Regions from separate parts of the Homo sapiens genome. Here region 2 is linked to region 1. The links are chromatin loops, found by intact Hi-C in ENCODE. Cell type or tissue: HepG2. All regions are shown on one strand. Each heading gives the region's core, and the rest is flanking DNA. Links, peaks and the distances in the headings are about the cores only. Region 1 overlaps MDN1 (midasin AAA ATPase 1). Region 2 overlaps MDN1 (midasin AAA ATPase 1).

Region 1 (8,590 bases), core at 340-8,339:
TCGGCCTCCCAAAGTACTTAGGATTATAGGCATGAGCCACTGTGCCTGGCTAGGCTCATTTTACTTTATATAAACATCTAATTCTTCCATCACCATTTACTGAATAGACCATTTTTTGCCATTAAATTACCTTTGCATATTTAACAAAAAACAAAACAAAAATAACTGACCATGTATGGGGAAGGGGGGGGGGTCTATCTGTGAATCCTCTGTTTTATTGGTTTAAATGTCTATTCTTAAGACAATACCATACGGTTTTGTTTAATACAGGGTTGCAATGCAAATCAGGTAATATGAGTCTCCAACATGGCTCTTTGAATAATGCATTTTCACAGTAACATTGTTTCTAGATTAGTGATTTCCTATAGTGGTTCCATGAAGTCAAAGCTATTTTCATAATATCATGTTATTTGCCATTTTCACTATGATGACATTTACACTAATAGTACAAAAAAAGAAGGACTGGCAGGCAAATTATGACTATCTGACAGACACTGTATTGAAAATCAATGTGAACCTGTCACTTCAAGAAAAACAATTGAGAGGCCAGGTGCGGTGGTTCATACCTGTAATCCAGCATTATGGGAGGCTGAGGCAGGCAGATCATCTGAGGTAAGGAGTTCCAGAACAGCCTGGCCAACATGGTGAAACCCTATCTCCACTAAAAATACAAAAAATTAGCTGAGCGTGGTGGCACGCGCCTGTAATCCCAGCTACTTGGGAGGCTGAAGCAGGAGAATCACTTGAAACCAGCAGGCAGAGGTTGCAGTGAGCAAAGATGGCACCACTGCACTCCAGTCTGGGCAACAAGAGAGAAACTCCGTCTCAAAAAAAAAAAAAAAAAAAATTGAGGATATATGTTGCCATGATAAAATTTCAGCTTTTAAGCAAAACTTAGAATTCTGAAAAACTGGCCAGGAACAGTGGCTCATGCCTGTAATCCCAGCATTTACGGAGGTTGACGCAGGTGGATCACCTGAGGTCAGGAGTTCAAGACCAGCCTGACCAACATGGTGAAACCCCGTCTCCACTAAAAATACAAAAATTACCTGGGTGTGGTGGCACGTGCCTGTAGTCCTGGCTACTCAGGAGGCTGAGGCAGGAGAATTGCTTCAACCTAGGAGGCGGAGGTTGGCAATGAGCTGAGATCACGCCATTGCATTCCAGCATGGGCGACAGAGCGAGACTCTGTCTCAAAAAAAATTCTGGAAAACAGAGTTTGATGACTTCCTGGTAACGATTTTTCTGAAGAGATTTGTGATTTTTCACAAGTGTGACTTTTTACTTATTTATATTGAAGAATGAAATGTGCCAACTCAGTGAACAGTATTTTCCAAGTTACCAGTGCACGAGCTATAAACTAATGCAGGGTCAAAGTCTATCCAAGGTGCAAACTAGGCCAATGAATTTTCTTTTTTTAGATGGAGTGTTGCTCTGTCCCCCAGGCTGGAGTGCAATGGCACGATCTCGACTCACTGCAACTTCTGCCTCCTGGGTTCAAGCGATTCTCCTGCCTCTCGAGTAGCTGGGACTACAGGCGCCCGCCACCATGCCTGGCTAATTTTTTGTATTTTTAGTAGAGATGGGGTTTCACCGTGTTAGCCAGGATGGCCTTGATCTCCTGACCTCGTGATCCGCCCACCTCAGCCTCCCAAAGTCCTGGGGTTAGAGGCGTGAGCCACCGCACCTGGCCGTGGCCAATGAATTTTAACACAAGAAGTTCACTGATTATTTGCTCAGATTTTCCATTGCAAATAACCCTTACAAAACTACTTGTCATTTTTGGTGTGCCATCAAATAAGAATATTTGAAATTATATGAAATGGTTACTAAAATATTCCTCTCCTTTCCAACCTCCTAACTATAGGAGGCCAGTTTTTCTTCATAAACTTTATCCCAAACAACATACTACAAGAATCCATCTTTTCACAAGCCAGACATACAGAGACTTGCAGGAATGTACAACAGTTCCACATTTCTCAAATTTTACTTTAGAAATTGCTATTTTTTATTGAAAATAAGTTATTCATATTAACGTGAAATTCTTTGCTACTGTATTTTTAAGCAAATTTATGGGTTTTTTTTATGTTTTTCAGATTCAGTTCTTAATATGTAAAAACTGACAGATATAACATCGTTGGAGTTTTTGAGAACCTTTAAGAGTATAGAGGCAGAGATCAAAAAGTTTAAGACTGGCTGCTCTACTTTACTAGACTTACTAGAATAATCTGGATTAAAAATTCCATTTAATCCACATGTGACAATAATGTCTAAGAGGACTTAAGTGGATTAAAATATAACTGTTACAATCTAACAACAGGTGAGCGAATAAAAAAACTGTAGTAGATCCACACAATGGAATACTACTCAGCAATAAAGAGGAATGAACTACTGATACATGAAACCACATGGATGCATCTCCAAATCACAATGCTGAGTGAAAGAATATAAACAAAAAAGTATATATACTGCATAATTCCACGTATAGAAAATACAACTGATCCACAGTAAGAGAGCAGATCAATGGCTACCTCGTTGTGGGTGGGAGCAGGAAAGAAGAAAATACAAAAAGGGAATGAGGAAACCTTTGGGGGTGATGGATATGTTCATTATCTTGACTGTGATAATGGTTTCACAGGTGTATACATGTCAAGACTTATACACTTTAAATATATGCAGTTTATAATATGTAAATTATACCCCAATGAAGATTTTAAATATGTGTATAGGTATATTTAAAACTGTTAAGAATAAGTTTCTTAAATAATATTGGGCATATAACAACACTAAAGTTAGTCTTAGCCCTAAGAATCTTTATGCCAAGAAAGATAAATTTTGTTGTTTAAAAATAAAACAAGATGCAGTTCCTTACCTCATTGGCACTGGCATCAGACACCATTCCCTGGGAGGACTGTACCCAGAGCAGGACTAGTGCATCACAAAGTTCAAAAAAAGCAGCAAGATTGACCACAATTTCATGGGGCAGAGTGTGATAGCTTTCTGGATCTGAGAGTCAACATAAATAAAATGAGAACATTTCATCAGATTTAAAATAATCTCTGGACATTTTCAAAATAAACTGTAATCTAGAATTTAAATGTTATCCCCAGTACAAAGGTCAATTTTGAGAGCAAAAGCAAAAGCAAATTCTTTGCCTACTACAGGTTGAGTGTCTCTTATCTGCAATGCTTAGAATCAGAAGTCTTTCAGATTTTCAATTTTTTTTTTTTGATTTTGGAAATCTTTGCATATACATAATGAGGTATCTTGGGGAAACACATAGTCCAAATTTTCTATTTTACAATGTTTTTAATAATTTTGTGCATGAAACAAAGTTTGGACTGCATTTTGACTATGGCTCATCATATGAGGTCAGGTATAAAATTTTCCATTTGTGGCATCATGTCAGTGCTCAAAAAGTTCCTGATTTTGGAGCATTTCAGATTTCAAATTTTCATATTAGGGATGTTCAATCTGTATTATTAAACTCTGCAAATGAGGCATGTATACCTACAGATGTAAATAATGTCTCACGGAAAAATGCAGATTATAAAGAAAAAAATGTATATTTTATACAAGTATTTAAGTATAAAATGAAAACTAAGTACATATGTTTAGATAGATAGTTAATACCAATAGATATGAGAAAACATAAATGAAACTATTACTAACAGTAGCTGATGTAAAGATGAACTTTTTCAATTTTTATACTTTAATAGTTTGAATTTTTTCCAACAAGCACAACTATCTTTTCAATTAACAAAAAAAAAACATGGGAGAAATGCTCCCTCCTATAATAAATGCTTATGAATATGTACTTTTTCAGCTGACAGACCTAGTTTTCAAGTGGCTCTGTTACTTGCTAGAGACGTGACCTTGAGCATCTCCGTGTCTCCGTTTCCTCACTAACAACATGGGGACCTATATCACAGGTGGCTACAAAAAGTAAATGAGATCAAGGACACATAAAAAGCATTTAGCTAAGCACCTGGCACAAAGTAAGTGCTCAGTAAATGTTAGTCATTACTATTGAGTAAGGGGACATGTTTAAAATCAGGCCAGCAGATTAAAAGAAACCAGTAAACAACAGCAGCTGCTGAATATGCCTCTCAACTTTAGCAACATTATGCAATCAGATGCTTAATTAGAGAACACAAAAGGTAAATGTTCTTACCTTGATGGAATTCAAAGGACATTCTCAAAACACTCTCTCTTAGCTTTTTGCTACCAACAGAAACCAAATTTGCTTCAGTAAAAACCCGTTTTTCCCGGTCAAGATATATGATTGTCCTGGAATGAGATTCAAAAAACGTAACAAATAGCTATCGGTTAATAACATTTTCAATCATATCCTCTATTTGCTGGAACACTTGGAACATCAGGGTCCTTCATCCTGCCATTCCTCTCCTGCCTCTGCAAATCTTGGACTAAAGAGATGGAGATGAAAGTGACAACTACTAAGGTGAAAGGAAAGATCGATGGATGGAGAAAGCTGGGTCTAGGCAGACTCCCAGGCCTTGGTCTGTCACGATCTGACAAACTGCACCGTGAACTCTTCAAAGTGGCCATGGTAGAAATGGAGGAGTTGGTGGAGCAGAGGAGTAGGGGGCTGGTAGCTTGCAAGGCACCCTCTGAGGTACACACTATACTTGTGGATTCACTTTGAAAATTAAGTAAATTCATATGTGAGTGTGTACATAAGTATGGAGGTGCTATTATGTCTCCAACATTTGAGGACAGGAAATGATGTGGACAGAGAGATTGCTGAGGAAGAGACAAGTAAAAACAAGTAGGTGAAAATGGGAGGAGCTGCTGGGAATCAAACAAAAACCAGGCTGGGCACAGTGGCTCACACCTATAACCCCGGCACTTTGGGAGAATGAGGCAGGTGGATCACTTGAGCTTAGAAGTTTAAGACCAGTCTGGGCAACATGGCAAAACCCTGTCTCTACAAAAAAGTACAAAAATTAGCCAGGTGTGGTGGTATGTACCTGTAGTCCCAGGTACTTGGGAGGCTGAGGTGGGAGGATGGCTTAAGGCCAGGAGGCAGAGGTTGCAGTGATCCAAGATTATGCCACTGCACTCCAGCCTCAGTGACAGAGCTAGACCCTGTCTCAAAAGCAAAACAAAAAACAGAAAACAGTAGAAAATATGATTATCGTATGATAAAGGCAATCATGTCCAACACCCCACAACTTCTCAGGTTCACAAAATTCAACACACATAAGCTATTTGACAGATTCTTAGGAAAGGTATAATCCGAGAAGCCAGTGAGGCAAACAGTGCCCAGAGCAGCAGGTTTCACTTACTTGTTTGCAGCTGATTCTAAAAGGGCAAAGAGCTGGTCAGGCTGGTCCGTTTGTGGGTCAAAGTCCATCAAATTTCTAATCATGTCCAGAGCCTGCATATTCCATCGGGGATCCAGAGGGATCACAAATTCATCTAGTTTAAAAACAGAACAAAACAAAAATCAGAAATATTGGAGAAACTCCTTGCCTGGGAAGTTTCAGTTGAATATTTTCATTGTTTTACTTTGAGCACATTGAATCATGATGGGGAAGAGGTTGAACCAGTAAATACCATGAGTTTCATCCCATAATACTAGAATAGCAGGGTTTAATAGCTTTTACACTCTATCTTTACCAAATGCAAAGTATCTGTATGTCCTGAAAGTTCATCCCAATGCAGGATATAAAGGTAATCCCTACTAGAATACAACATTCCAACCAATGAATTCACTTCCTGAGATCACACTAATCCATGGGCTAAATTACACAGTGGTCACCATTAGCTTAAAAAAAAAAAAAAATACGTACATGGCAGAAAATGAATAAATACACCTCACTATCTGTTTTCATTAAGAAAACAATGCAGTTTTTTAAACTTAAAAACAAATTCTCTATAATCAGAATGTGGCTGCTGCTGCCCCACAATCCTCTGGCTCACACCTGACACAACTTCTGTGAAGCAGCAGGAGGAGACTGACATTCTCCAGAAGTTGTGAAAACCCAAGGAAGGGAGGCAAGACACAAAAAAGGGTAACATTAATTTGAAGGTGGCTGGCAGGACGGTTCAGTGGAGCACTTTAAGTTTTAAAAGCATCCACCATATAGTAGACTACCCAGACTACCCAGGACATACTGTGAACAGCAGGTACATTAAGGAGGGAACCCATATTCCAACACTCAGTAAGATAAAAGGGCTACAAAACTGAAAAGGACAGTTGGAGCTAATGTGTTCCAACAGAGGACAAGCGATGCCTGCTGAAAATGAAAGCTGCTACTGTAGAACTGTGTTTGTAAAAGTTACAATCCTCTCATAGTGGAAAGCCATGCCTTAGTTCAGCCACAACTTGACTAGCAAAGTATTTTTCTCTATTGTTTGATTTCTTCCCATTCACTCCATGATCTTTAGTGCACATAAAGGAATTATTTAGCACAAAAGCATCATGCATATTTTCTTCTAAACCAAATGGCCAGTGGTATATTTTGATCAACATCAAATGAAGATGGAGGTAGAAAATTTTAAATCTGGTGTTGTGAAAATGCCCATTTTCTTCATTAATGCTTGTGCCAATCAAGTTAATATTACTCTGTTCTAGGAAATGTTTATTCTCTCACTCCTTATTTAAAAAAAATTAATCTTGAATACTTCCTTTGATCAGATATCTTAGATGTCTATTTCTGTTATCACTATGGTTTTATAACTTCGTCATCAAGGTTTTCTCAGAGACAGGGTCTGGCTCTGTTGCCCAGGCTAGAATGCAGTCAGTGGCACTATCACAGCTCACTGCAGCCTCAAACTCCTGGACTTACACAATCCTCCTCTCTCAACCTCCCAGGTAGCTGGACCACAGGTACAAGTCACCGCATCTATCATTAAAGGTTTATATTTTCCTAAATTAAATGACCCTGTGTAACTTTCCTTTAAGTCAAATATCTCGTGGTTTGAAACTCTTCCTACTAACGATACTGGTAGACAACACAAAGCTAAGGGTGGAAGGCACCTCAGAGAAATAAGAGCTTAATTCCCCTAGTTTCTAAACACAGGCAGAGACAGTGAATGATGAGCCAAAAATCTACCAAGCCAGTTTGTGGCAGAGTTGGTACCAGGGCCTAGTGTTCCAACTCCTAGATTCTTTTTACTCCATGGCATATCATCAGCCTCCTTCAGAAGCTGGAGGATAAATGGATAGTTTCAGGCCAAGCATGGTGGCTCAAGCCTCTAGTCCCAACAGTTTGGGAGACCAAAGCAAGAGGATTGTTTGAGGCCAGAATATCAAGAAGACCCTGGGCAACTTAGTAAGACCCTGTCCCTTTAAAAAAAAAAAAAAGAAATTTCAAAAAAAAAGAAGGAGAATTTGCTTCTGCATATCATGAGTCTTCTAAAAAATACCGTTATGTTGAGACCTCTAACAGGTCAGATCTTTTCCCCATAAAGTCAAAAGATAAGTTTCCAAAACAGTGCTGAGAGCTAGAAATCAAAAGTGCATACCTGTTGTATTTGGTTGTAATATTTTGAAAACATTACTGACTGCACCTGAGAGGGAATGTGAGTAAAAATTCCTGAGAGATGCAGCACTGGCTTCCAAATGAATTTGTATGGACTCTGTGGAGGAAGGAGAAACCAGTGTTAGACTCTAAAGCAGTGCTATCCAATTGAACGTTCTGCAGTGATGAAAATGTTCTACAGCTGCATAGAATAACCACTAGTCACATATGAGGACCTGAAATGTGGCCAGTGCAACTAAAGGACTGGATTTTTTATTTTTTTAAATCTAATCTACATTTACATTTTAGTAGCCCTCTCTGGCTGGCTAGTGGCTATCATATAGGACAATACAGATAAAAATATTTATAAAAATTCTCTACATATATTTAGACAGATGACCACATGTGTTACAAAATATTATAAACATCCATGGGCTTATTGACAAATTCTCATGAAGTAGAAAGGCTCATGTAAACTCAATTACTTAATCTCCACCAACAAATTCCATGTTCTGTACTTTACAATTCAAGCAATGTTGTTATTGTTGCTTTGTCCTCTCTTAAAACGAAAGAACTACAAAGAAAGTACAGGTGGCCCTCCATATCTGAGGGTTCCACATCTGTGGAATTCAACCAACTACAGATCAAAAATATTCAAAAATTTAAAAAAACAAAAAATAAAAATACAACAAAAATAATATAAATTTTAAAACAACGTACTACAACAACTATTTACATAGCATTTACATTGTATTAGGTATTATAAGTAATCCAGAGATGATTTAATGCATACAGGAGGATGTGTGTAGGGTATATGAAAATACTATCCCATTTTATATAAGGGGCCTTAGCGTCCACGTATGTTGATGTCCCTGGGTGGGGGAGGGAGAGTCCTTGTATCAATCCCCCACAGATACCAAGGGACAACTCCAAGTGTGACAACATGGAGCACTGGAACTAAAATAAGATTAGAATCTTATATACTTTTAGAGGAAATGCATTTATCAAAACTAATACCTTTCCCATATAGAATGGTTCTGTAGCAGTAGTACAGCACAAAAAGCAGATGTTCAAAACTAAAAAGTAAAATAATACAGTAT
Region 2 (8,590 bases), core at 207-8,206, 85 kb after region 1:
GAGGTAAGTAATAAAAGGCCTCCTGTGCTGAGCTAAGGGCTTTGAACTTTTTCATAAGAGTTATCGAGAGGCTTTTAGGCTGAGAAGAAAAGAAATAATTCCATTTTTTATTTTAGAAAATCAACTGTGTAGCAATTTGGAAAGGAGCTAGACTAGAGGAAAAACGGCCAAAAAGGACACTATTCAGGTAACAAAGGCAAGAGAGATAGGTAGACAAAATAAGCCAGTGCTAAGACAATGGGATAAGAACAGAATAAAGAGGTAAGGAAGGCCGGGCGCGGTGGCTCACGCCTGTAATCCCAGCACTTTGGGAGGCTGAGGCAGGCAGATCACGAGGTCAGGAGTTCGTGACCAGCCTGGCCAACATGGTGAAACCCCGTCTCTACTAAAAATACAAAAATTAGCCGGCCATGGTGGCACATGCCTGTAATCCCAGCTACTCAGGAGGCTGAGGCAGGAGAATTGCTGGAGCCCGGGAGACGGAGGCTGCAGTGAGCCGAGATCGTGCTACTGCACTCCAGCCGGGTCAACAGAGCAAGACTCTGTCTCACAAAAAAAAAAAAGAAAAAGAAAATTAAAACCAATCTCGGGAAAACTCTGTCCAAAGGAAGAATATTTCATCCTGCAATACATTTTTTGTCACTTTTCAGAATACAAAGGCAACATGGATTGTCTCAATGGCTAATTTCTTACACACAGAAGTGGTCTTTTTACAAACCAAAATACAAATCCAGCATATTTTTCTTAACTAAACAAAGGCAAGCACACTCTTATTACATCATCTCCTCCTTCACCTGTCCTCAGCCCACTCCTCTGTAGCTGCCACCACTAAGAAGCAGGATCTCAAAGTTCTCAATGTACATGTAACATGGCTGAGATGTTCCAAACCAGACCTGTTCTTGGAAAATGTTGATCTCATATTCAATTAAGGGAGGAAAATACTACTATGAAACTGGTCACATATTCAACTACTATAGGAAACAGCACAACCAAAATTTTATAGAAAATCTCTATCAAACAAGAAACCAGTCAAGTAATTCAGGACCGCAAATCAGATCAGGTAAGTAACCATGAAGTACCTGCAACATAGTACGTCTAATCAAATACATTTTTGTTTAAATCATCACCAGAATCACTATTAACAAAATGCTTTTCCAAGACAGGAAAATATATTAAGGGACAATGAATTTCCTGAGATGACATACCACGTCTAAGGGGGCATAGTCAATATCCTCCAGAAGGATCCAGTGGCCCATTGTGGCTGCCTGTGTCAGGGTGCCAGGCTGCCACACAAACTCTCCAGGAACATCTGTGCAGCGATACATCCCCAAAAGCATCTGCAGAAAGAAGATAAAGTAATTACTGAAAAACCATACCTGTAGTGGCAATGCTACATCCTTTGATTAACTGTTAATCTTCTATAGGTAGGTGTAAGTAAGTAGGCACTTGAGGTTTACATAGGTTGGCCCCAACAGTTATAAGCAAGACCAATAACTATTGTTATATTCCCTTAGCAAAAGCAATATTTTAATGCAAATATTTACAAGCATGACAAGCCACCAAAACTTAACATTTCCTTATTACCTTACTGTCAGTCTGATCTCCAAGCTGGACTTTGAGAAGCTGAGGAGGCTTTGTTCTACCTGTCACTGCAGCTAAATATTCAACTAAGGAAGTTTTGCCACATCCTATTGGTCCTTCCAACAACACAGCATTCTGAGAAGCAACCGCCATAGCCAGGGTCTGAAGACTTTTGCAGACAGACTCAACCAGCACATAAGACCTAAGGGCCAGCTCCTGTTCACGTGAAGAACTCCTATTACCACCCTAAAGAGGCAAGACAAAAGCCATGTCAAGAAGAGTTCTTCCCCCAAGGAACCGAAGTTAATTTCCACAGTAAGCCTTCTACTAACCTTACACAAACCTCTGTAAGTAAATTAGTAGTACCAAAACTATAATAACAACAGGTATGTCATCTAAAGATCTCATGGGCATTGTGGCCCATGCCCATAGTCTCAGCTACTGGAAGTGCTGAGGTGGCAGTATCATTTCATCCCAGGAGTTCAAGGATAGTAAGCCATGATCACACCACTGCACTCCAGCCTGGGTGACACAGAGACCCCGACTCTAGAAAAATAAATAAATTTTTAAAAATAAAGCAAAGGGCCAGGTGTGGTGGCTCAAGCCTGTAATACCAGCACTTTGTGAAGCCAAGGCAGGTGGATCACCTGAAGTCAGGAGTTCGAGACCAGCCTGGCCAACGTGGTGAAACACCATCTCTACTGAAATTACAAAAACATTAGCTGGACATGGTGGCATATGCCTGTAATCCCAGCTACTCGGGAAGCTAAGGCTGAAGAATCACTTGAACCCAGAAGGCGGAGGTTGCAGTGGGCCAAGATCGTGCCACTGCACTCCAGCTGGGCAACAAGAGTGAAACTCCGCCTCAAAATAAATAAATAAATAAAAATAAAAATAAAGCAAGGATCTGATTTTTTTTTCTTTCCATTTTTATTGGGGGTGAGGGATGGTGGGGGTATTCCATGGGAAGTAGGGAATCAGAATTTGTTGGCAAATGTAAGAAAATCTTCCAAAGTTTAAGTAGCCAAAAAAGCTGATGCACAAAGGTAGGGAAGAGCAAACCTCATCTATTACTGTTGGATTTTTCTTTTATTCCTTTCCCCATATTCTAGGATTTCCCATCTAAGATCACAAATATACACAATACATTTAGAAGACAATCAGGGAAATATGGACACTGAGAGGATATCTTATGTTGTAATTTTTTTTTAGGTATAATAACAATAGCAGGGATTTTTAAAGTTTGCCTCCTTTAGAGATATATACTGAAATATTTTCATATAAAATACTATGATGCCTGGTATTTGCTTCTAAGTAATATAATGTGAGGTAGTCATGCAGAAATATAAATGAAATGTAATTGATAATTATTGAATACCCAGGTCTATCAGGTCCATGGGTATTCACTATACCATTCTTTCTACTTTGGAATATGTGCGACATTTTCTGTAACAAAAAGTAAAAAAGAATATTAAAACACACCCAGTAAGTTTAATGAGAAAGAATTTCAGCTTTGTAAGACAAAAACATTCTCAGTCAGATGTGGTGGCTTACACCTGTAATCCCAGCACTTTGGGAGGCTGAGGAGGGAGGATGGCTTGAGGTTAAGAGTTCAAGACTAGGCTGGGCAACATAGTGAGACTCTGTCTCTACAAAAAATGTGAACTAACGTGTAAAGTAAAAAATGTTAACATGGTAAATGTTGTATCAAAACTTTTAATTTTTTTTTTTTTTTTTTTTTTGAGACAGAGTCTCACTCTGGAGTGCAGTGGCACGATCTCGGCTCACTGAAAGCTCCGCCTCCCGGGTTCAAGCCATTCTCCTGCCTCAGCCTCCCGAGTAGCTGGGACTACAGGTGCCTGCCACCAAGCCCGGCTAATTTTTTTGTATTTTTAGTAGAGACGGGGTTTCACCATGTTAGCCAGGATGGTCTCGATCTCCTGACCTCGTGATCTGCCCGCCTCGGCCTCCCAAAGTGCTGGGATTACAAGCGTGAGCCACTGCGCCTGGCCTTAAATGTGTTTAATAATAACAATGCATCCAATATACATGGGGGAAAAGGGGAATGATTTATAACCTTAAAGGGGTAGTAAGTTCTCAAATATGGCTGGTTCCCTAAAAATACGTGAGGATTAAATGAGAAATTCAGAGCTGGAAGCTCTTGAACTTTCCTCAGGGTTGTCCTCTCATAAATTTAGCAGGCAGGCTGCACCGCAACTCTACCCTGCGCTTTGGCCCCAGGGTCCCCACTGCTAAACAACAGCAGGTCCATTCTAACCAGAATCCTTCCCTATGTTAAAATCCTAATGCCCTAAACATAATCTAGGTTGGGATACTGGTTACAGGATACGTGGGGGGTAAAGAGGGAGGAGGGAAGGGGACGGGTCTTCACAACTAGAAAAAAACACAAAGAGCTTTGGAAGTACTGGGTGTTTGGTGTTATTTATATGAAGTTTATGAATAATCACTGACTACACTTATGACAATGTGCATTTTCCTATATGTATATTACATTTTAATTTTTTTTTTTTTTTACTACTACTGACCAGAACCCAACTGATGGGTTCAAGAAATGACCCAGAACTTATTCCAAGAAGAAAAGTGGGTGGCCTGGGTGTAGTGGCTCACGCTGAGGCAGGGGGTCACGAGGTCAGGCATTCGAGACCAGGCTGGCCAACATAGTGAAATTCCGTCTCTACTAAAAATACAAAAAATTAGCCAGGCATGGTGGCAGGCACCTGTAATCCCAGCTACTCAGGAGGCTGAGGCAGAAGAATCACTTGAACCTGGGAGGGGGGAGGTTGCAGTGAGCCGAGGTTCTGCCACTGCACTTGCACTACAGCCTGACCATCAGACAAAGTGACAACTGACTGAAGACTGCTATGGAAAAAGAGACTGGCTCCCACTAGTGCCAGACTTATGATCTGCAAGCCTGTTCAAGTATGGTCTCAAGCCATTCGTGGAAAGAAGCTTGTTGCATATGGGAGAGAGGAAGTTCACTAGATACTGGACTCTCTACAATGAGATAGTTCTGAAAGAAGAGGCTGCTGGGAGTCATCTCTAGACCTAGGCCTGTCTTTGCCACAGAGCAGTCCAAGGGTCTCCAGCAAGTAATTCTGCCTTTGAATTACATCAACATAGGATCGTAACATGTGCTACAGAACTTCACACAGTTTTTGCAGCAAGCAAACAAGAAGATATACGGAACAGCTCCGCGCAAGTTAAAGGCATCACACAGGAACCATTAGTTTCTAATTTCATATTAAACAGGGACAGGCTGGGTGCAGTGGCTCACGCCTGTAATCCCAACACTTTGGGAGACTGAGGTGGCATGATCCCTTGAGTCCAGGAGTTCCAGATCAGCACAGACAACATAGTGAGACCCCGTCTCTACAATTTAAAAAATTAACAAAAAATAAAAACAAGAACAGTGGGAATATCAGGGGAAAAGCCCAAGATGAATTTCTTTTTAACTTCCAAAAATGAAGCAGCAATTTAACAAACTAAATTTAGCTCACACCTGGTACATAGAACCCAGCCAAAGACAGAGCACACTCAGTGTTTAGTAGGGGGAAGGGGACACACCCCCTACTGATACCAACATACCAGCTCTCCAGGGGCTGGCAGCTGCCCAGGCAGCACCACACCACAAACAGCTGTCACCCTAGGGGAGAGGTCAGACGAAACAAGATGTCCCTGTAAGTACTGCAGCTCCTTCTGCTTACGCCAAAGGGAGACTTCTGGATTGGCCAAAACCAAGGCCTTCTCCAAGTCCTGCAACTGGGCCTCTTCTAATAACCTGAGAGAAAGGAGAGTCTCGTCAATTACCTTACCACTCAGAAATGCTATCGCAAGACCTGCAGTCACCTCTGGCCTGTCACCCCCAGAAAAGAAAAAAAAAAAAGAAATGCTATAGCAAGACCTCCACGAAGGTTCCTGCTTACCTCAACCTGAAATGGATCAATTCATCACTATTAAATATCTTCTTAAGAAATGATAACTTGTGCTCTTCATTCATACAGGTAACCAAAGCAAGACAATTGGCTGTATACCTAGGGAAAAAGAAAGTATGTAAATTCAGTTTATCTGCAGTTGATAATAAAGAATAAATAAAATCCACTAGCCAACTGAACACTAGAAAAGGAAATCTCAATTATTACAACACATTTAAGAACAGAAAATACAAATCAGGCACAATGGATTTACTTGATGGAACATGAAAAAGGTGAAACTCCATTCATATCATCTCATTTTCCTCTGCAATGACACATGATTAAAGAAAGGAAGTAAAACCCCAAAAGCCACAAGAACAAAAATAACAAATTTTAAATGGTTTCCTTTCCCTCCTGACACACACAACTCCACACATGCCCTGTACCATCCCCACACTAGAAGTGCAAAAAAGTCTAACAGCTACGCACCAGCGAACCAAGGTGTCATGGCTTCTGAGGAGAGGGACACACACACTCCAGTCCCAGAGCTCCCGGAACACAGACTGCTCCTGCTGCAGAAACTTGAAGGCTGCTTCCATTAGGTCCCGGAGCTTCATCCTCCTACGTCCATAGCGTACTGGATTAGCATCTGAACTCTCTAGGAAAAGTCTTTGAAAGACTGGGGATGTGTCCTTGAAATATCTCAGGGCAAACCTTCAAACACAAAGAATACAGACATCCCCAACTTAACAATGGTTGGACTTAATTTTTCTGCTTTGTAATAGGTTTATCAGAGTATTAAATGCATTTTCAACTTAAGCTATTTTCAAAAAGGAGTATCTATATTTTCATTGATTGGTGGGAATATCATAGAACGCAATTCTCTACTCTGACCAAACCACAAAACAGAACTCCCAAGGGTCTGAGAACATAGGGGAATGAATGCTGAATCTACTTAGTCGTAAAATTGTATCCTGTTCAATTTCAGGAACCAGGACAATGGCATGAGATAATTCTGACTAAGAGGATACAAAAATCTAAAGTAATTACCTACAAAATCGGGGGGTACTTAATGTAAGTGTTTACAACGGAAAAGGCACTCATTTCCAACAAACATTTATTCAGTTCTATGAGCCAGATACTGTAGTTTAATAACTGGGATTCAAAACCAAATAGATACTCTTCTTGAGGAGTTTGCTGTCTAGTAAGGAAGACAGCCACTTTTAGAAACGCTAAGAGACATACACACACGAGTCAACTGAATCTGGGGAGAATCAAGAAGAGATGCTTAAGTTACACCTTAATGAATGAAGACGACAAGCCTGGGCAACATAGTGAGACCTTGTTCCTACAGAAAAAAAAAAAATTAGTGGGGTATGGTGGAGCCTGAAGCCTATTCAGGAGCCTGAAGCTGGAAGATCATTTGCCAGGTTCCAGGTTACAATGAACTATGAAGGTGCCACTGCATTCCAGCCTGGATGACAGAGCAAGACCTTGTCTCAAAATAAGTAAATGAACTGCAAACCCTTCGCTAGATTAAGAAAAAAAAGATTCAAATAAACTAAAATCAGAAATAAAAGACAGGGCTGGGTGTGGTGGCTCACACCCGTAATCCCAGCACTTTCGGAGGCTGAGGCGGGCAGATCACCTGAGGTCAGGAGTTCTAGACAGCTGGACCAATATGGTGAAACCCCATCTCTACTAAAAATACAAAATTAGCCGGGCATGGTGGTGGCTCATGCCTGTAATCCCAGCTATTCGGGACGTCGAGGCGGGAGAATCGCTTGAACCCGGGAAGCGGAGGTTGCAGTGAGCCGAGATCGCACCACTGCTCTCAGGCCTGGGCGACACAGTGAGATTCCGTCTCAAAACAAACAAACAATAAAGGTGGGGGGGACATCATATTATATAACCAATGCCATGGAAATAAAAAATATTATTAAAACTTTGAACATGGCCAGGCACAGTGGCTCACACCTGAAATCCCAGCACTTTGGGAGGCTGAGGTAGGCAGATCACTTTAGGTAAGGAGTTCAAGACCAGCCTGGCCAACATGGTGAAACTCCGTCTCTACTAAAAACACAAAATTAGCCAGGTGTGGTGGTGCATGCCTGTAATCCCAGCTACTCAGGAGGCTGAGGCAGGAGAATCACTTGAGCCCGAGACACGGAGGTTATAGTGAGCCAAGATCGCGCCATTGCACTCCAGCCTGGGCGACAAGAGCAAAACTCTGTCTCAAAAAAAAAAAAAAAAAAAAAAAAAACAAAAAAAAAAACCAAACACTTTGAACATTATAAAGAAATGGAAAATATGTACAGACCAATAAGTAACTAGTAAGGAGATTTAGTCAGTAATCAAAAACCTCCTACCAAAGAAAAGCCCAGACTGCACTAGAGAAAAGCTAGATGATTACACTAGGGAATTCTACCAAACATTAAAAGAAGAATTAACACTAATCCTAATGAACCTTAATGTAATCAGGTGGAATTTGAGTAGGCTCATCAATGTTAACAAATGCACTACTCTGACGGGAGATGCTGATAATGGCGAGGCTATGGATGTGTGGGTACAGTGTGTATATGAGAAATCTCTGTACCTTCCTCTCAATTTTGCTGTGAGCCTAAAATGGCTCTAAATTAAGTATTAAAAAATAATTAGCATGCATTAGATGTTTGTTTTTAATTTTATAAAAATTTCTGGGCTGGGCGCAGTGGCTCACACCTGTAATCCCAGCACTTTGGGAGGCTGAGGCGGGTGGATCACCTGAGGTCGGGAGTTCGAGACCAGCCTGACCAACATGGAGAAACCCCATCTCTACTAAAAATACAAAATTAGCCAGGCGTGGTTATGCAAGCCTGTAATCCCAGCTACTCAGGAGGCTGAGGCAGAAGAATCGCTTGAACCTGGGAGGCGAAGGTTGCAGTGAGCCAAGACAGCACCATTGCACTCCAGCATGGGCAACAAGAGTGAAACTCCATCTCAACAACAACACAAAAATTTCTGGTTGGGTGAGGTGGCTCACGCCTGTAATCCCAGCACTTTGGGAGGCCAAGGGAGGTGGATCACAAGGTCAAGAG

The links. Peaks named below come from ENCODE experiments on the same cell type or tissue, not always from the same donor. Only the 100,000 strongest peaks of a DNase experiment are listed, where the experiment ranks them.
Region 2: a loop joins it to region 1, with 3 times the contacts of the local background. A loop is called at or near these places in 3 of 110 quality-filtered maps.

What each region holds. Positions count from the first base shown.
Region 1 is chr6:89,703,187-89,711,776 of GRCh38, forward strand. It overlaps MDN1 (midasin AAA ATPase 1), which reads right to left. Exons shown (of 102, transcript NM_014611.3): 50 at 7,495-7,608; 51 at 5,310-5,442; 52 at 4,175-4,290; 53 at 2,873-3,006. Among named protein-coding and RNA genes, the nearest start is that of LYRM2, 69 kb to the left of the region's middle. In HepG2, for the core only: no CTCF peak of the experiment used is centred there; a DNase peak (open chromatin) is centred at 5,335.
Region 2 is chr6:89,788,575-89,797,164 of GRCh38, forward strand. It overlaps MDN1 (midasin AAA ATPase 1), which reads right to left. Exons shown (of 102, transcript NM_014611.3): 3 at 6,003-6,227; 4 at 5,526-5,633; 5 at 5,188-5,380; 6 at 1,585-1,827; 7 at 1,206-1,337. Among named protein-coding and RNA genes, the nearest start is that of MDN1, 27 kb to the right of the region's middle. In HepG2, for the core only: a CTCF peak has its summit at 4,491; a DNase peak (open chromatin) is centred at 4,497.